2 separate regions of the Homo sapiens genome follow, and region 2 is linked to region 1. Evidence: chromatin loops called from intact Hi-C (ENCODE). Cell type or tissue: chondrocyte. All regions are shown on one strand.

What was found. Peaks named below come from ENCODE experiments on the same cell type or tissue, not always from the same donor. Only the 100,000 strongest peaks of a DNase experiment are listed, where the experiment ranks them.
Region 2: it touches region 1 in a loop (15-fold over the local background); 1 of 110 quality-filtered maps calls a loop at or near these places.

Annotation. Positions count from the first base shown.
Region 1 is chr7:65,768,129-65,772,128 of GRCh38, forward strand. It overlaps LINC03006 (long intergenic non-protein coding RNA 3006), which reads right to left and starts at 2,682. Exons shown (of 8, transcript NR_038378.4): 1 at 2,339-2,682. RefSeq lists enhancers at 1,091-1,714, 1,715-2,337, 2,584-2,833. In chondrocyte, CTCF peaks have their summits at 2,466 and 2,668; a DNase peak (open chromatin) is centred at 2,653.
Region 2 is chr7:65,079,086-65,083,085 of GRCh38, forward strand. No RefSeq gene overlaps it. Among named protein-coding and RNA genes, the nearest start is that of SNORA15B-1, 11 kb to the left of the region's middle. RefSeq lists an enhancer at 1,510-2,404. In chondrocyte, a CTCF peak has its summit at 2,002; a DNase peak (open chromatin) is centred at 2,236.

The sequences.
Region 1 (4,000 bases):
TTTTATCTGCAGGAAATGGACAGGCTACTAGCATGGTCCCACTGCCAGGTGGGAGATTCCTGATGGGAACAAATTCTCCAGATGGCAGAGATGGTGAAGGCCCTGTGTGGGAGGCGACAGTGAAACCCTATGCTATCGACACATTTCCTGTCACCAACAAAGATTTCAGGTACATCAGATGTTCTTCCAGGAGGAATGAAGGCCCTCTCTAATCTCATTCTTTTTTCCTTTCTTTTTTTTAGACTGAGTCTCACTCTGTCACCCAGGCGCTGGAGTGCAATGGCGCAATTTCGCTCACTGCAACCTCCGCCTCCCGGGTTCAAGTGACTCTCTTGCCTCAGCCTCCCAAGTAGCTGGGATTAGAGGCGCCTGCCACCACACCCACCTAATTTTTGTATTTTTAGTAGAGACGGGGTTTCACCATATTGGCCAGGCTGGTCTCAAACTCCTGACTTTGTGATCCACTTGCCTCGGCCTCCCAAAGTGTTGGGGTTACAGGTGTGAGCCACTGCGCCTGGCCTAATTCTTAACATTTAAAGGGAAACTAACTTTTTCACTGTCACGTGTCATCTTTGCAGTGTACTATGGGATAAGTGTTATCTACGTTATTCAGATGAAGAATCTGAAATCCAAACAAGTTTGACTGACTCTGTCAGTCAGTGGATGAGCTTGGCCTGGAACTGAAATCCCTGGGCTCTTGAGCCAGTCTGTGCATTTTCCATTACACTGGGCATAGCACTGAGAAATATAAGCAAATGCCAGTCACTCAACAGAACCCTCTTCTACATGCGGAAAGGGATTGGGAGAAGGGACATCATAGTAGAGAGTCCCTTAAATTCCCCTTATAGGCCAGGTGTGGTGGCTCACACCTGCAACGTGAGCTTCCTTTAGGAACCCGAGGCAGGATTGCTTGAGCTCAGGAGTCTAAGACCAGCCTGGCAACATAGGGAGACCCTATCTCTGCTAAAATAAATAAGTATATAAATATACATATTATATATATAAATGTATATATAACAATCCATCTTACCCTGACAATCTGCCTGCTAAAACTTACTAAACCATACCAAACTATATGAATTTATTTTTATTATTATTATTATTTTTTGAGACAGGGTCTGGCTCGTCACCCAGGCTGAAGTTCAGTGGTATGATCTCAGCTCAATACAGCCTCTGCCTCCCGGGCTCAAACCATCCTCCCATCTCAGCCTCCTGAGTAGCTCGGACTACAGGTGTGCACTATAATGCCCAGGTTATTTTGTGCTTTTGATAGAGACAGGGTTTTGCCCTGTTGCCCAGGCTGGTCTCGAACTCCTGGGCTCAAGCAATCCTTCTGCCTTGGCCTCCCAAAGTGCTGGGATTATAGGTGTGACCCACTATGCCTGGCCTTGAAAATCCATTTTATTTCATTTTTTATAATTTATTTATTTTTTTGAGACGGAGTCTCACTGTCACCCAGGCTGAAGTGCAGTGGCACAGTCTTGGCTCATTGCAAACTATGCCTCCCGGGTTCACGCCATTCTCCTGCCTCAGCCTTCCCAGTAGCTGGGACTACAGGCGCGCGCCATCACGCCTGGGTAATTTTTTTTTTTTTTTTGTATTTTCAGTAGAGACGGGGTTTCACCGTGTTAGCCAGGATGGTCTCGATCTCCTGACCTCGTGAACCGCCCGCCTCGGCCTCCCAAAGTGCTGGGATTACAGGCGTGAGCCACCATGCCCAGCCGAAAATCCATTTTATTTATTTATTTACTTATTTAGGTGTGACCCACCATGCCTCGCCTTGAAAATCTTATTTATTTATTTAGAGACAGAGTTTTGCTCTTGTTGCCCAGGCTGGAGTGCAATGGCGCGGTCTCGGCTCACTGCAACCTCCACCTCCCGGGTTCAAGCAATTCTCTGCCTCAGCCTCCCGAGTAGCTGGGATTACAGGCGCCCGCCACCACCCCTAGCTAATTTTTGTATTTTTAGTAGAGACGGGGTTTCACCATGCTGGCCAGGCTGGTCTTCAACTCCTGACCTGGTGATCCACCCACTCGGCCTCCTAAAGTGCTGGGATTACAGGTGTGAGCCACCGCACCCGGCCAGTCCCTTATATAAATTTTTAAAAAGATGTTTTCTTCGTTTCCTAGCCCCTTCTACCCACCTACAAAGTTCCAAAGGCTTTAATACTATTGCAACGGCAGTCAGAGGTCAAGCTGGGGGGGTGCGGTGCAGCTCCCTAACGCGGGGCAGCCTCAAAGGGGGCCGACCCTGCCCAGCACGAATGGCACCGGGCGGTGGGGGACGCTCTCGAGGTCCCCGGAACATGGCTGGGGGAAGTGTTGGGGGGTGCACATACCCAGGCTCAGCTGAGGCGAGTGCGCGGCCAGGGCTGCAGCTGGCGCTGGCTGGTACTTGCTCAGGCCATTGAGGAGCTTCTGGGCGACCCTGCGCTCGTGCCTACCAGGCGCCAGCCAGTAGGTGCGCAGCGCCTGCTCCAGCAGCGTCAAGCCTTTGCTGCGCGGACCCCGCAGGCCGGGAAGTCACGCAGGTGGTAGTAGTCCAGGTGGTCGTAAACTCCTCCTCATAGCTTATGGGTGGCGGCGGCTGGGCTGAAGACTGCGGACAGGACATCCCGCCCGGCCGCCTGTGGTCACCCTCCCGCGCAGGCGCGCTCCTGGAAGACCCAGCACCTGGAGTTCCGATTGGCTCTGCGTGAGGGGCGGGCCTTTGCGACATCTTGGGGGCGCCTTCGGTGACGTCACAGGGGCGGGCCTTCTGCCACGTCACAAGGGCTGTACAGTTCCTGGAGCTGGGCAGTCTTCTCAGAGTGGAGCCTGGTAACCGCGACCTCCCCGCCAGTTCCTGTGTGTTGCTGGCTGGAAAGGGGTAGTTGACAAACTCCCACCCAGCACAGTATTTATGTCGGTCAAAAATGGAAAACTATGTGTCCGGGCACGGCCCAGGAAGGAGGATTCCTTCAGGCCAAGAGCAGCCTAGCAATATGGCGCAACCCCACCTCTGTAGTCCAACCTCAGCCTCCCAGCTACTTGAACCCCAAGATTCAAGGCTCCAATGAGCTGTGATCTCACCACAGCACTCCTGCCTGCGAGACTGAGGTAAACCCTGTATAAAAAAATAAAAAAGAAAACTATCCAAGTGTACAACCGGGAGGGACTGCTTAAAGAACACATGAGGCTCCCTGGGCCGTGCTATCCCGGCACTTTGGGAGGCCGAGGCAGGAGGATGGCTTGGGTTCAGGAGTTCGAGATGCGCCTGGACAACATGACGCAACCCCGTCTCTACGAAAGATACAAAGATTAGCCAGGCGCGGTGCACGCTTGGCCTAATTTTTGTATCTTCCGTAGAGATGGGGGGGGTCTTGCTATGTTGCCCGGGCCGGTCTCGAACTCCTGGGTTCAAGCGATCTTCTCACCTTGGCCTTTAGAGTTGTTGGGATTACAGGCGTGAGCCACCGTACCCTCCTGGGCTAGGCTATTTAATAACATAAGAAAGTGCGGTGGCTCACGCCTGTAATCCCAACACTTTGGGAGGCCGAGGCGGGTGGATCACCTGAGGTCAGGAGTTTGAGACCATCCTTGCCAATATGGTGAAACCCAGTCTCTACAAAAAAATACAAAAATTAGGCTGGGCGCGGTGGCTCACACCTGTAATCTCAGCACTTTGGGAAGCTGAGGCGGGCCGATCACCTGAGGTTGGGAGTTCAAGACCAGCCTGACCAACATGGAGAAACCCCATCTCTACTAAAAATACAAAATTAGCCGGGCGTGGTGGTGCATGCCTGTAGTCCCAGCTACTCAGGAGGCTAAGACAGGAGAGTCTCTTGAACCCAGGAGGCGGAGGTTGCAGTGAGCCGAGAAGCATCACTGCACCCCAGTCTGGGCGACAGAGCAAGACTCCAGAGCTTGAGACCAGCCTGGGCCATGTAGTGAAACCCTGTTTATAAAAAACAAACAAAAAAAGCCAGGTGTACCTGTGTCCACCTGTGGCCCCACTACTT
Region 2 (4,000 bases), 690 kb before region 1:
CCTCCCAAAGTGTTGGGGTTACAGGTGTGAGCCACTGCGCCTGGCCTAATTCTTAATATTTAAACGGAAACTAACTTGTTCACTGTCACGTGTCATCTTTGCAGTGTACTATGGGATAAGTGTTATCTACGTTATTCAGATGAAGAATCTGAAATCCAAACAAGTTTGACTGACTCTGTCAGTCAGTGGATGAGCTTGGCCTGGAACTGAAATCCCTGGGCTCTTGAGCCAGTCTGTGCCTTTTCCATTACACTGGGCATAGCACTGAGAAATATAAGCAAATGCCAGTCACTCAACAGAACCCTCTTCTACATGCGGAAAGGGATTGGGAGAAGGGACATCATAGTAGAGAGTCCCTTAAATTCCCCTTATAGGCCAGGTGTGGTGGCTCACACCTCCAATGTGAGCTTCCTTTAGGAACCCGAGGCAGGATTGCTTGAGCTCAGGAGTCTAAGACCAGCCTGGCAACATAGGGAGACCCTATCTCTGCTAAAATAAATAAGTATATAAATATACATATTATATATATAAATGTATATATAACAATCCATCTTACCCTGACAATCTGCCTGCTGAAACTTACTAAACCATACCAAACTATATGAATTTATTTTTATTGTTATTATTTTTTTTTGAGACGGGGTCTGGCTCGTCACCCAGGCTGAAGTTCAGTGGTATGATCTCAGCTCAATACAGCCTCTGCCTCCCGGGCTCAAACCATCCTCCCATCTCAGCCTCCTGAGTAGCTCGGACTACAGGTGTGCACTATAATGCCCAGCTTATTTTGTGCTTTTGATAGAGACAGGGTTTTGCCCTGTTGCCCAGGCTGGTCTCGAACTCCTGGGCTCAAGCAATCCTTCTGCCTTGGCCTCCCAAAGTGCTGGGATTATAGGTGTGACCCACTATGCCTGGCCTTGAAAATCCATTTTATTTTATTTTTTTAATTTATTTATTTTTTTGAGACGGAGTCTCGCTGTCACCCAGGCTGAAGTGCAGTGGCACGGTCTCGGCTCATTGCAAACTATGCCTCCCGGGTTCACGCCATTCTCCTGCCTCAGCCTTCCCAGTAGCTGGGACTACAGGCGCGCGCCATCACGCCTGGGTAATTTTTTTTTGTGTGTATTTTCAGTAGAGACGGGGTTTCACCGTGTTAGCCAGGATGGTCTCGATCTCCTGACCTCATGAACCGCCCGCCTCGGCCTCCCAAAGTGCTGGGATTACAGGCGTGAGCCACCATGCCCAGCCGAAAATCCATTTTATTTATTTATTTACTTATTTAGGTGTGACCCACCATGCCTCGCCTTGAAAATCTTATTTATTTATTTAGAGACGGAGTTTTGCTCTTGTTGCCCAGGCTGGAGTGCAATGGCGCGATCTCGGCTCACTGCAACCTCCACCTCCCGGGTTCAAGCAATTCTCTGCCTCAGCCTCCCGAGTAGCTGGGATTACAGGCGCCCGCCACCACGCCTAGCTAATTTTTGTATTTTTAGTAGAGACGGGGTTTCACCATGCTGGCCAGGCTGGTCTTCAACTCCTGACCTGGTGATCCACCCACTCGGCCTCCTAAAGTGCTGGGATTACAGGTGTGAGCCACCGCACCCGGCCAGTCCCTTATATAAATTTTTAAAAAGATGTTTTCTTCGTTTCCTAGCCCCTTCTACCCACCTACAAAGTTCCAAAGGCTTTAATGCTATTGCAACGGCAGTCAGAGGTCAAGCTGGTGGGGGTGCGGTGCAGCTCCCTAACGCGGGGCAGCCTCAAAGGGGGCCGACCCTGCCCAGCACGAATGGCACCGGGCGGTGGGGGACGCTCCCGAGGTCCCGGGAACATGGCTGGGGGAAGTGTTGGGGGGTGCACATACCCAGGCTCAGCTGAGGCGAGTGCGCGGCCAGGGCTGCAGCTGGCGCTGGCTGGCACTTGCGCCGGCCATTGAGGAGCTTCTGGGCGACCCTGCACTCGTGCCTACCAGGCGCCAGCCGGTAGGTGCGCAGCGCCTGCTCCAGCAGCGTCAGGCCTTTGCTGCGCGGACCCCTCAGGCCGGGAAGTCACGCAGGTGGTAGTAGTCCAGGTGGTCGTAAACTCCTCCTCATAGCTTATGGGTGGTGGCGGCTGGGCTGAAGACGGCGGACAGGACATCCCGCCCGGCCGCCTGTGGTCACCCTCCCGCGCAGGCGCTCTCCTGGAAGACCCAGCACCTGGAGTTCCGATTGGCTCTGCGTGAGGGGCGGGCCTTTGCGACATCTTGGGGGGCGCCTTCGGTGACGTCACAGGGGCGGGCCTTCTGTCACGTCACAAGGGCTGTACAGTGCCTGGAGCTGGGCAGTCTTCTCAGAGTGGAGCCTGGTAACCGCGACCTCCCCGCCAGTTCCTGTGTGTTGCTGGCTGGAAAGGGGTAGTTGACAAACTCCCACCCAGCACAGTATTTATGTCGGTCAAAAATGGAAAACTATGTGTCCGGGCGTGGCCAGGAAGGAGGATCCCTTCAGGCCAAGAGCAGCCTAGCAATATGGCGCAACCCCACCTCTGTAGTCCAACCTCAGCCTCCCAGCTACTTGAACCCCAAGATTCAAGGCTCCAATGATCTGTGATCTCACCACAGCACTCCTGCCTGCGAGACTGAGGTAAACCCTGTATAAAAAAATAAAAAAGAAAACTATGCAAGTGTACAACCGGGAGGGACTGCTTAAAGAACACATGAGGCTGCCTGGGCCGTGCTATCCCGGCACTTTGGGAGGCCGAGGCAGGAGGATGGCTTGTGTTCAGGAGTTCGAGATGCGCCTGGGCAACATGACGCAACCCCGTCTCTACGGAAGATACAAAGATTAGCCAGGCGCGGTGCACGCTTGGCCTAATTTTTGTATCTTTCGTAGAGATGGGGGGGTCTTGCTATGTTGCCCGGGCCGGTCTCGAACTCCTGGGTTCAAGCGATCTTCTCACCTTGGCCTTTAGAGTTGTTGGGATTACAGGCGTGAGCCACCGCACCCTCCTGGGCTAGGCTATTTAATAACATAAGAAAGTGCGGTGGCTCACGCCTGTAATCCCAACACTTTGGGAGGCCGAGGCGGGTGGATCACCTGAGGTCAGGAGTTTGAGACCATCCTTGCCAATATGGTGAAACCCAGTCTCTACAAAAAAATACAAAAATTAGGCCGAGCGCGGTGGCTCACACCTGTAATCTCAGCACTTTGGGAAGCTGAGGCGGGCTGATCACCTGAGGTTGGGAGTTCAAGACCAGCCTGACCAACATGGAGAAATCCCATCTCTACTAAAAATACAAAATTAGCCGGGCATGGTGGTGCATGCCTGTAGTCCCAGCTACTCAGGAGGTTAAGACAGGAGAATCTCTTGAACCCAGGTGGCGGAGGTTGCAGTGAGCCGAGAAGCATCACTGCACCCTAGTCAGGGCGACAGAGCAAGACTCCAGAGCTTGAGACCAGCCTGGGCCATGTAGTGAAACCCTGTTTATACAAAACAAACAAAAAAAGCCAGGTGTACCTGTGTCCACCTGTGGCCCTGCTACTTAAGAGGCTGAGGCAGGAGGATAAGTTGAGGCCAGGAGCTGAAGGCTGCAGTGAGCTATGGTCATCCCACTGCTCTCCATCCTGAGCAATAGAATGAAACCTTGTCTCTAGATAGCTAGCTAGCTAGGTAATTGATACGTAGTTTTCTATCGGAAATCTTTTTCCTAGACTTGAACATGTTTTTCTAAAGTAGCATTCAACACATCAGCATTTTACAGTGTTATTAGTTGTTAATATGATTATGTTTTTCTGAAATACAGTATTCTTTACCAAAGCAGTGTTGTCTTTCAAAGCACATACATAGGTCCTCCAGTGAATTTGTCTGATGTTGGCGACCTTCACTTTCTGGTGACTGAGTCAACAGTATCTGTTTCATAAATAATGTAGCCCTATTTTTTTTGAGACAGGGTCTTGTTCTGTTACCTGGGCTGGAGTGCAGTGGCATGATCTCTGCTCACCATAACTACCGCCTCCTGGGT